2 separate regions of the Homo sapiens genome follow, and region 2 is linked to region 1. A link is a contact called in ENCODE Hi-C or POLR2A ChIA-PET data. All regions are on one chromosome and are shown on one strand. The core of a region is the stretch at or near the end of the contact, and the rest is flanking DNA. Distances in the headings are between cores, read along the strand shown.

Region 1 (4,136 bases), core at 423-2,922:
CAGCGCCCCCTCCCCTCCCCTTTTGGAGTTTATCGAGGCACTGTCTCTTCCTCCCCCCACCCTCGCCCCCAAATTAAGATTTCCCGTTTTACGCCGCAATGATAAATATAATTATAAGCCTCTTTGGACACTGTCCTTTACCCCACCCCCCCTCGCCACTTTGACAATATTTACTTAAGTATTTCCCCCCACCTCACTCACACACATGCTCCCCCACACTGGTTCCCTTAAATAGTTCCAGTAGAATTTTTTTTTTCCCTTAAGAAAGGAAAGAGAAAGTCCAACCACTACGGCAATACTTTTAAGCTCTACTAAATGATCGTATCCTTTCTGGCTTCGAAACTTTTGTACCTAAAAATCGAGAGAGGCGCTGCATTTTTTCAGTTGAAACTGTCAAAACTTGGAGAAGGGGGACCTCGGAGGCAGGCAGGAGAGGAGGAGAATCCTGAAAACTCGGTGGAGGTTGGGAAGATGCTGTGCCTCGAGGATTAGTTTAAACAGGGGGCTATAAAAGATGTAACAGATGCAAACTGTAACACAAGGGCCATTAACCCTTTCTCTGCCGGGCACACTCAGTCCCCACGCCCCACACCTATTGTCTCCTGTGCTAGAAGCTTTGCAGAAAACCTGGAAAGTGAGTATCAGTTTCCACACATTTGCTGAGAGGGGTGAAGGGAGGGGGGCAGAGAGAAGGGGAAGTGGATATTTTAGAAAGCACCTTAAATTTACCTAGGCATACATAGTAGGAGACTTTTAAGTTTGACATATTTTATCATTTCTTTCCTTGTCCTATTGATTTGAAATTGTTAGGGGAAATCCTGAAATAAAGAAATGGTCACACAAGTGTCTGGGATGAAACAGCTGGCCTGTCTATATTCATCCTGAGACACACGACTGCATATAAATACATGTTTAATAAAGTAAGTTGCTAGTTTTATGGGCATGTGTGTGTGTGAGAGAGAGAGACAGGGCATTTGTGCTGTAAACTTTATCTTTGCCTGTTACTCCTAAGTCTGGAGTTAGTAATCTTGCCTTCATCATTACAGGGGGAGCATGTAAAATATATCAGTAGGTGGGAGATAAACACATTCATGTTAGCCGGGCTCATCACTGTTCCTGGGAACTCCTGCTATCTCTCTCTCGACTTTTCAGTGCCAAAGTATGGAATGGGATATATGTGTGTATGTGTCTTCTATTAAATCCATGTCTATATTACTTTGCCACTAAAAATACAATTTTAAAAGTTATCCTAATTTAAAACCCTGATATCCTGACAGCAGTTTTCTTCCCAGCTGTAGTGCCCCCCCCTCCACTTTGGTAAACGACTCAAGTTCCATGAGGACTTTCACTTCTTTATTTATAATCACAGAAGTGAGGTGTTACTTCACACACATACACACACAAAGAATGAAATAAAGAAATGAAACTCGCTAAGCAGACAAAAACAGACAACTTTCTGCTTAGAAAACAGCCTTCTCGGTGGGAGAGGATGAACTGCCATGTCTAAGAGAAAGACTTGCCCCCGAATTTGTAGGTCTGTAACTGACCAAGTTTTGTAATTATTAACAGGTATTTGCCAAGTCCTAATTGCTGAATATAATGAATTGGAACTAGATGCGAAAATAGAGCAGGACCTCTCCCCTTGATGAGTTTTTATTCCAGCCATATAATTCTCAATAAAACTTTTCCTGGGCTGGATAGCAAAGGACACCTTTGGTTACCTGAATGAACAGGTACAGGGGAAATTATTTGGGGGAGGGAAAAAGGAGAGAAAAGCAAGGAGAGAGAGTGTGAGTGTAAGAGAAAGCGAAGAAGCCACTCTTGAGAAAAGCTTGCCATAAAGGAGCTAAACCCACCTGAAATTCCTACCCACGGACACCCCTTCTCACTTCAGACTCACATCCCCACTCAAAATGAGAAAATTAGAAAAGGAGGATGGAGGACGAGCACACCAAAAAGGGATAAAAAGAGAGAAAAGGGGAGGAAAAAAAACCTACCTGCGAAGTCTTGTTTGTAGTTTTGGCCAGAAATGGTGAGAAGAAAAAGCATGAAGAAGCCGCGAAGTGTGGGGGAGAAAAAGGTGGAAGCGAAGAAACAGCTCCCGGAGCAAACTGTACAAAAACCTCGCCAAGAGTGTCGGGAGGCAGGACCGTTATTCCTGCAGAGCAGGTTAGAACTGATCTCTTTCGGCCACTCCAGGAAACACAAACCTGGGGACGGACTGACGTGTTACGCCTCTTCTAATGACATTTTTTTCTTTTTCTTTTCTGTAGGAGAGAGACGAGAGACCCTGAAACACGCGCCACCTATCTTTGTGGGGAGGGATAATTGAAGCGCCCTGAGCGTGAGCATCATGTGAAAACGTGATCGCCAAGTTTCTCTCTGGGAAAGGATCTGGGATAGATTATACCTTGAAGTCTCCGCAAACGCTTTAGTGGAAGAAATGAAATTCCACCTCCCTCCCTTCCTCCTCTCCCTCCCTTTCGCCTTCGCCTCCCTCCCCCCTCCCTCCCTTCTCCCCCCCTCCACCCCCCCCTCCCCGCCCGTCAAGCCTTTGGCATCATTATCCTCATCACTAAATCCTACAGAGTACAGGGCGGAAAACGGTGCACACCATTCACAGAACTGGAGAACTCCAAGGGGCGAAAGTTAAAGGGAAAGATCCCGGGTCCTCAATCCAGATAGTCTCTTCTTATACAGATATCTCTAATGACCAGATTTGAGATGCACATCAAATTGTGTAGGTATCTCAGTACAGCTTCTGGAACAAAGTTCTCTGCCCTTTCTCTTATTGTTATTTTTTTCTTTTTAGGTACCAGAGCCAGAAAAAAAAATGCTGCATGGGAGCTGCATCTTAGGGCATGTGTATTAGGGTGTGTGCATGATGAATTTCTGGACTGGATCCCAATATTAAAAAGTAGTTTGGCATTTTAATAAAGGGTCTCTAAGTAAATTAAAATAGAACACTCGGTTGGCCGATCTCTGAATCTCTCTACACCTCGGGGAGACCTCACTACAAAGTAAGGGAGAGTGTGTAGGGAGGCAGGAGGAGAAACGAGAAAGGCCATAGAGAAACTTAGCAGGGAAGGGAGAGCATGATATTAAACGGCATGGGGTCTAAGTTTTGGAGTATATATTTTTTGATATTACAATTAAAGTAAGATTAAAAAGAAAAGACTCCACCTTTGCTCTGAAGGGATTGGTTATGCAAATATGGAAGGGATTTCCTGGAGAATACAGCTTTCTACTGTATGGTTAATTAAATAATCACTCAAAAGCTTCCAACGTGACGCTTCTGTCGTAATCCAATCAGGTTACATAGGTCCTAAACAAGAAAGATATTTTCCACATCTGGAAGTCAGCAATTTAGCAAGTACTGCACATTATTAACCAATTCAGAGCCCACTTCCCAGGGGAATTTTTTTGAAGTTTAAGTGTTCTTAACCAATGCTCTGCTGTTTTGTTAATCAAAAAGCTGGTTTACACTGCACATAATTGGAACTAATATAGAAGTAAATAAAGACAGCCAAATTTGAGGATGCTGAGCACAGGCATTTATCGGAAAAGGAAGAAATCTCCTATCCTCGGATGGTTCAGGCTCAATTTCTTAAATAACTGTGAGACTTTTTTTTTTTTCCTAAAGAGTGAAAGTGCTTGAGAACCTCAGAGCACAAATAAACTTCTAGCCTCACAGCATTTAGGATTCTTCGGAAAGGTAAAGGTGGAGGTGTTAAGAGGACCAGAGAGCTGCCTCACACCAATTTTTAAGCTTTAATATTGTTAAATATGTTACACCCTCCTGTTTCCAGTCTGATGAAATCTGAAACAAATAATACCCTGATCCAACACTATATTAAGATAAACTGCTTTGAACTGTGCTTTGAATGTGTGCCTAAAGCAAGACTTTGAATGCAAGAGTCACTGGCAATTGCACTCAAAGGAGGGACAAGCCACCACATGGGTTGCCACATCCACACTCCCAGAGGTATACGTCTTTGTATTTTGTATTTTTTTTTGCGGGGCGGGGGAGTGGGGTGGGGGTGGTTAATAGCTACCTAGCACGACCACAGCTAGATCTTGTTCTAGGATGCAAGAAAGTAGATTTTCACAGTTGGTTACTCACCTCTTTCCTAATT
Region 2 (4,136 bases), core at 513-3,012, 280 kb before region 1:
AAAAAAAGAAAAAAAAAAGAAAAGTGGATGCTACAAGCTATCAATATAGAAACGTATTTCATTATTTTCAGTTATTTAAGGAAAAATAAATGTTTGGAAGTCAGAGATTCCAAAAGAGCAATGCTACAAAACAAGTGTATAACCTCTTAAAACTAACTTCCCAAAGCTAAAAGTTCATTATTATTTGTTTAACACTTGCAAGCCAGAATATCTACAATTGCCAACCTAAGCTAGCATCCGTGAGTCCTCTTGTTTTGAATGTAAGGTTTTCTATGACATCTGTCATCTCACTAACCAGAAGTGATGCTGCTGACTTTGACTGGTGGGGGGTGGGAGGGGAGTTGACCCATTCCTTCCTCCCTGCTAAAGCTACAATCTCTCAAAAGGCTGGCCTCCCAGAATGATGTGAACTAAGCTTCTTTGGTTAGGGGTGTACCCAGCCCTTTTCTTTAAACTGCTCAGAAGACAGAACTTTTCAGAAAACCCACAAAAAAATGGCTTATTTTCATTAATTTGCTTTGTATTGCCATCATTCATTGTCTTCATTTTTAATTCAGTGATATTTATAGCCAAATGAAATGAAGTACAGTCAGTTTTCCTCAATCTGTCTCAGTCTACTCTTCATCTTCTGGGACCCAATTCATGTGATCCTTTAACAACTATTTATTTCACACCAAACTAGTTATCTCCCTAAAGCCTACCAATCTAGCCTCTGGGCATATTTCCTAAATAAAAGCATTAGATCTCTGTAAACCTAAAATTTGCATACTAAAGGAACAAATCAGCTATCAAAAGGCCTAGTAGTATATAGCAGTTGCTCACCGCTAAGCAGAGTTTAAAATTCATTTCAATTTATTATTTTTTAAAGAAACAGCAATTGACTTCTTCCCTTTGCAAAATGCAGTTTAATGGGCCTAGTTAAATTAGAGGTAATAGTGTAAAGCAAGTGTTTTAAATTGGTAAATTCTAAACCTTTTAATAAAAGTACATCAGTCAGAAGTTTTAATAAGACTCAGCAGGACAGAGAAGAATTAACAGTCTGTAGGAATCAAAAGGGGTGATAGGCAATGATAACCTTAAACATTTGCATAGGGATTTATAATTTCATTGCTTAAAGGTTAATGAAATTATGTGGTATTTTGCCCACTCTTATCCAGTAAATGATTTCATGCCTTGATTTGTATATATTTACCAACTGAATCCTATAAAGAAAAAATGACTCCTTTATCAATTAATCTACGACATTTTTACTTATACACTTCTGGGTGCACAATTATCATTACCTATTCTAACCAATAACTGGGTCCTCTAAAACACAATGTAAGGTTTCCAAAGCATCTCAGAAAAAAGAACAAAATCAGAATTCTGAAAGTACATTAAATTGTAATGTGACTGCTTTTTTAAAAACTAGATATATTCCTTTATTTACTTTATACTTCAAGTCTACTATTGCTAAATACTGGCTTTTGCCAAATATTAACATAAAATCCACCCTAGAGATTGATGAAGGCATTCAGGATACACTGAGGGTGAAGATGGAGAAATGCAAACAGTCCACACAAACAAGTAGAACAGGTTAAAACAGTAAAAGGATTCTAGGCCAAAGCAATTGTTTTAAAACATAACAGCATAAAAACGACACACTACTGAGGCCTTGCCTCACTGAGCACCCAGGAGGGTGCAGGGTCAGCTGCTTCACTTAATACCCAGTTCTAAGAAAAAAACTGCAAAGAGCCTCACTTAAGCAGAGTGGTGCTTCCTACCCTGGCTGCACGTTAGAATCCCCTGGATAGCTTAAAACAAAAACCTAAAAATCCACACTTAGGCCCCATAACCAGAGATTCTGGTTTCATCAATAATTTATAGACACTACTCAGGGTGATTTCTTGATTTCTTAGGTGCAACTAGGGTTGAGAAATATGCCAGAAAGCACTGGTTCTCGAAGTGTGGTCCCTGGACCAGTAGCAGCAGCAACAGCAACAGGAAACATGTTTGAAATGCAAATTCTCAGGCCTCACCCCAGACCTAGTGAACCAGAAACTCTGGAGTGGGGCCCAGTGTTTTAACAAGTCTTTCAGATAATTCTCAGATGCACTATGTTTGAAAAACACTGCTTTAGAGTAAGAATGGCCTGGTTTTCAATTTTCTCTCCACAATTTACTAGCTATATGACCCTTGGTCAGCTCTCTAAACTTCTTCCCTCACATGCAAAATAAAAGAGTTAGCTACCATTTCTTTAACGTCGAATGTGTGCCAGGGTATGCCAATAAGCACTTTATATACATTATATAATTTAACCCTTACAGGTTTGTCAGATAGATATCATTACCATTTTACACCAAAAGATGATGAACCTCATCCAATATCACAAACTAGTAAGCAGAATCAGAATTTAAACTCAAGTTTTTAAAATTCCACAATTACTGCTCTTTCCCTATTCCTCAAAATATTCTTGCTGATCTTTCTTTTTTATTCTTCTTTCCTTTCTTTTCTTCTGTTTTGTCTTCCTTTCTTTCTGTCCATCTTTCTTTCTGTCTTCCTTTCTTTAGGAGGAAGCTTATCTTGTTACTATAAAGCTAGATATTACCTAGTGTGTAAGTGTGTACAGTATTTACTATGTGACTACAAAGTACTTAGCATTCTACCACATGCCAGAAAGAAAAGAATTAAAATACAAAAAAAAAAATGAAAAGAAAGAAAGAAATCATAGTAACGAAGCTATGAGCTAGCTGGAGATAGATCCATTTTGCAAAACATAGGGACACATATGATTTCATTCTTAACTGGCAGGTGGAAAACAGAAATAACTCAGAAATTCATGAGATTGGAGCTCAGAGACCAAGGCATGACACCAGGAAGTGGAAGTTTGACTTGCTCTGAAACAAGGAGTAAAAAGTTTCTCCAGCACAGGAGGAGAAAAAACAGCTAGAGAATATAGCACAATAGAAAATAAAGCTAAAGTAGTTAAATGGGTCCAGATTGTGACTCAGAATAAGAAGAGCTTAACTTTAGTACAGTAAAAGTATAAAATGTTTTTTCACAGAATATTTTTGATGAACTGATAGTAAAGAGATAAAGTTAAAATCAAGTCATAGGAACTTATCCTAGAAAAAATATGAACCAAGGGTTATGCTGAAAAAAAAACAAGCAGGAGAAAAAGTTACTTCTATTATTAAAAGTGTTAAGTGTGATCCACTCTTTACTGTTTCCATGGGCTATTCATATCCATTACATAATATTTTCAATCATCCACTAATCCAACCAACACTGACTGATCACATTAAGCTAGGTATCAAGGATAAAAAGTAAGCTTCTGACTCAGGGCACATGGAGCAGCTTTACATAAGAAACAGACTGCCAAATGTTTTATGCAACATTAACATAAAGTTATTAGGAATTCCAAAGGCCACTATAGACAGACCAATTGTTAGCAATGACTGTTGTGAAATTCCCGAAAGTCAATGAAGTATAAGCTAGCCAAAATGTTATGCATATAAAATATAAGAGGCCAGGCGTGGTGGCTCACGCCTGTAATCCCAGCACTTTGGGAGGCCGAGGCAGGTGGATCACTTGAGGTCAGGAGTTCGAGACCAGCCTGGCCAAGATGGCAAAACCCCGTCTCTATTAAAAATATAAAAATTAGCTGGGCTTGGTGGCATATGGCTGCAGTCCCAGCACTTTGGGAGGCTGAGACATGAGAATCACCTGAACGCAGGTGGCAGAGGTTGCAGTGAGCCGAAATTGCACCACTGCACTCCAGCCTGGGCGACAGAGCAAGACTCTACTTAAAAAAAAAAAAAAAAAAAAAAAAAGAGTATTCTGCCTATACTACCGTACTAGCATCATAATCATCACCTCACAAATGGAGTAACCCCAGTTAATCCACATTTAGGCTTACATATGGCTAAAAAAGGCAGGCAAACATAAAATCTAGAGGTAAGCTTTAAATATTCACATCACTCATTCCATTTTGTGCTGAAGAGCTAATCAAAAACTACGCTCAGAAACTCACAGGAAGATTCTACCTATGTATTGAGGAAAAACTGCAAGGTACAATGGGATGACTGCATTTATTAGCATCTAAGGTTTCTAACTCTGTCAATGACAGTCCAATGCTGTATAACATCTTCTTCTTT

The links. A loop is a pair of places that touch in the nucleus more often than their neighbours do. ChIA-PET counts read pairs that join two places held with the same protein, here RNA polymerase II (POLR2A). Pooled maps may share reads with other maps.
Region 2: a map of OCI-LY7 shows a loop between it and region 1 (4-fold over the local background). The contact joins the enhancer-like site here to the promoter of ZEB2-AS1 in region 1. A Hi-C loop is called at or near these places in 4 of 168 maps with a recorded cell type or tissue (B cell, K562, OCI-LY7 and 1 more), 25 of 37 single-sample maps with no recorded cell type and 14 of 50 pooled maps. POLR2A ChIA-PET finds 5 or more read pairs at or near these places in 2 of 52 experiments (HEK293 and activated B cell).

Annotation. Positions count from the first base shown.
Region 1 is chr2:144,517,942-144,522,077 of GRCh38, forward strand. ZEB2-AS1 (ZEB2 antisense RNA 1) reads left to right here and starts at 1,673. Exons shown (of 4, transcript NR_040248.2): 1 at 1,673-1,733; 2 at 2,018-2,169; 3 at 2,274-2,344; 4 at 2,813-2,958. It overlaps ZEB2 (zinc finger E-box binding homeobox 2), which reads right to left and starts at 2,178. Exons shown (of 10, transcript NM_014795.4): 1 at 1,998-2,178. It overlaps LINC01412 (long intergenic non-protein coding RNA 1412), which reads left to right and starts at 3,927. Exons shown (of 3, transcript NR_110570.1): 1 at 3,927-3,985.
Region 2 is chr2:144,239,174-144,243,309 of GRCh38, forward strand. All of the region lies in intron 1 of QTMAN (queuosine-tRNA mannosyltransferase), which reads right to left. Among named protein-coding and RNA genes, the nearest start is that of QTMAN, 91 kb to the right of the region's middle. RefSeq lists a silencer at 249-328 and an enhancer at 1,776-1,855. Within about 2 kb of position 1,763, at least 4 of the 41 ENCODE cell types and tissues checked have a DNase peak (open chromatin) inside an H3K27ac peak, as active enhancers do; they include B cell and OCI-LY7, where a contact is called at or near this core.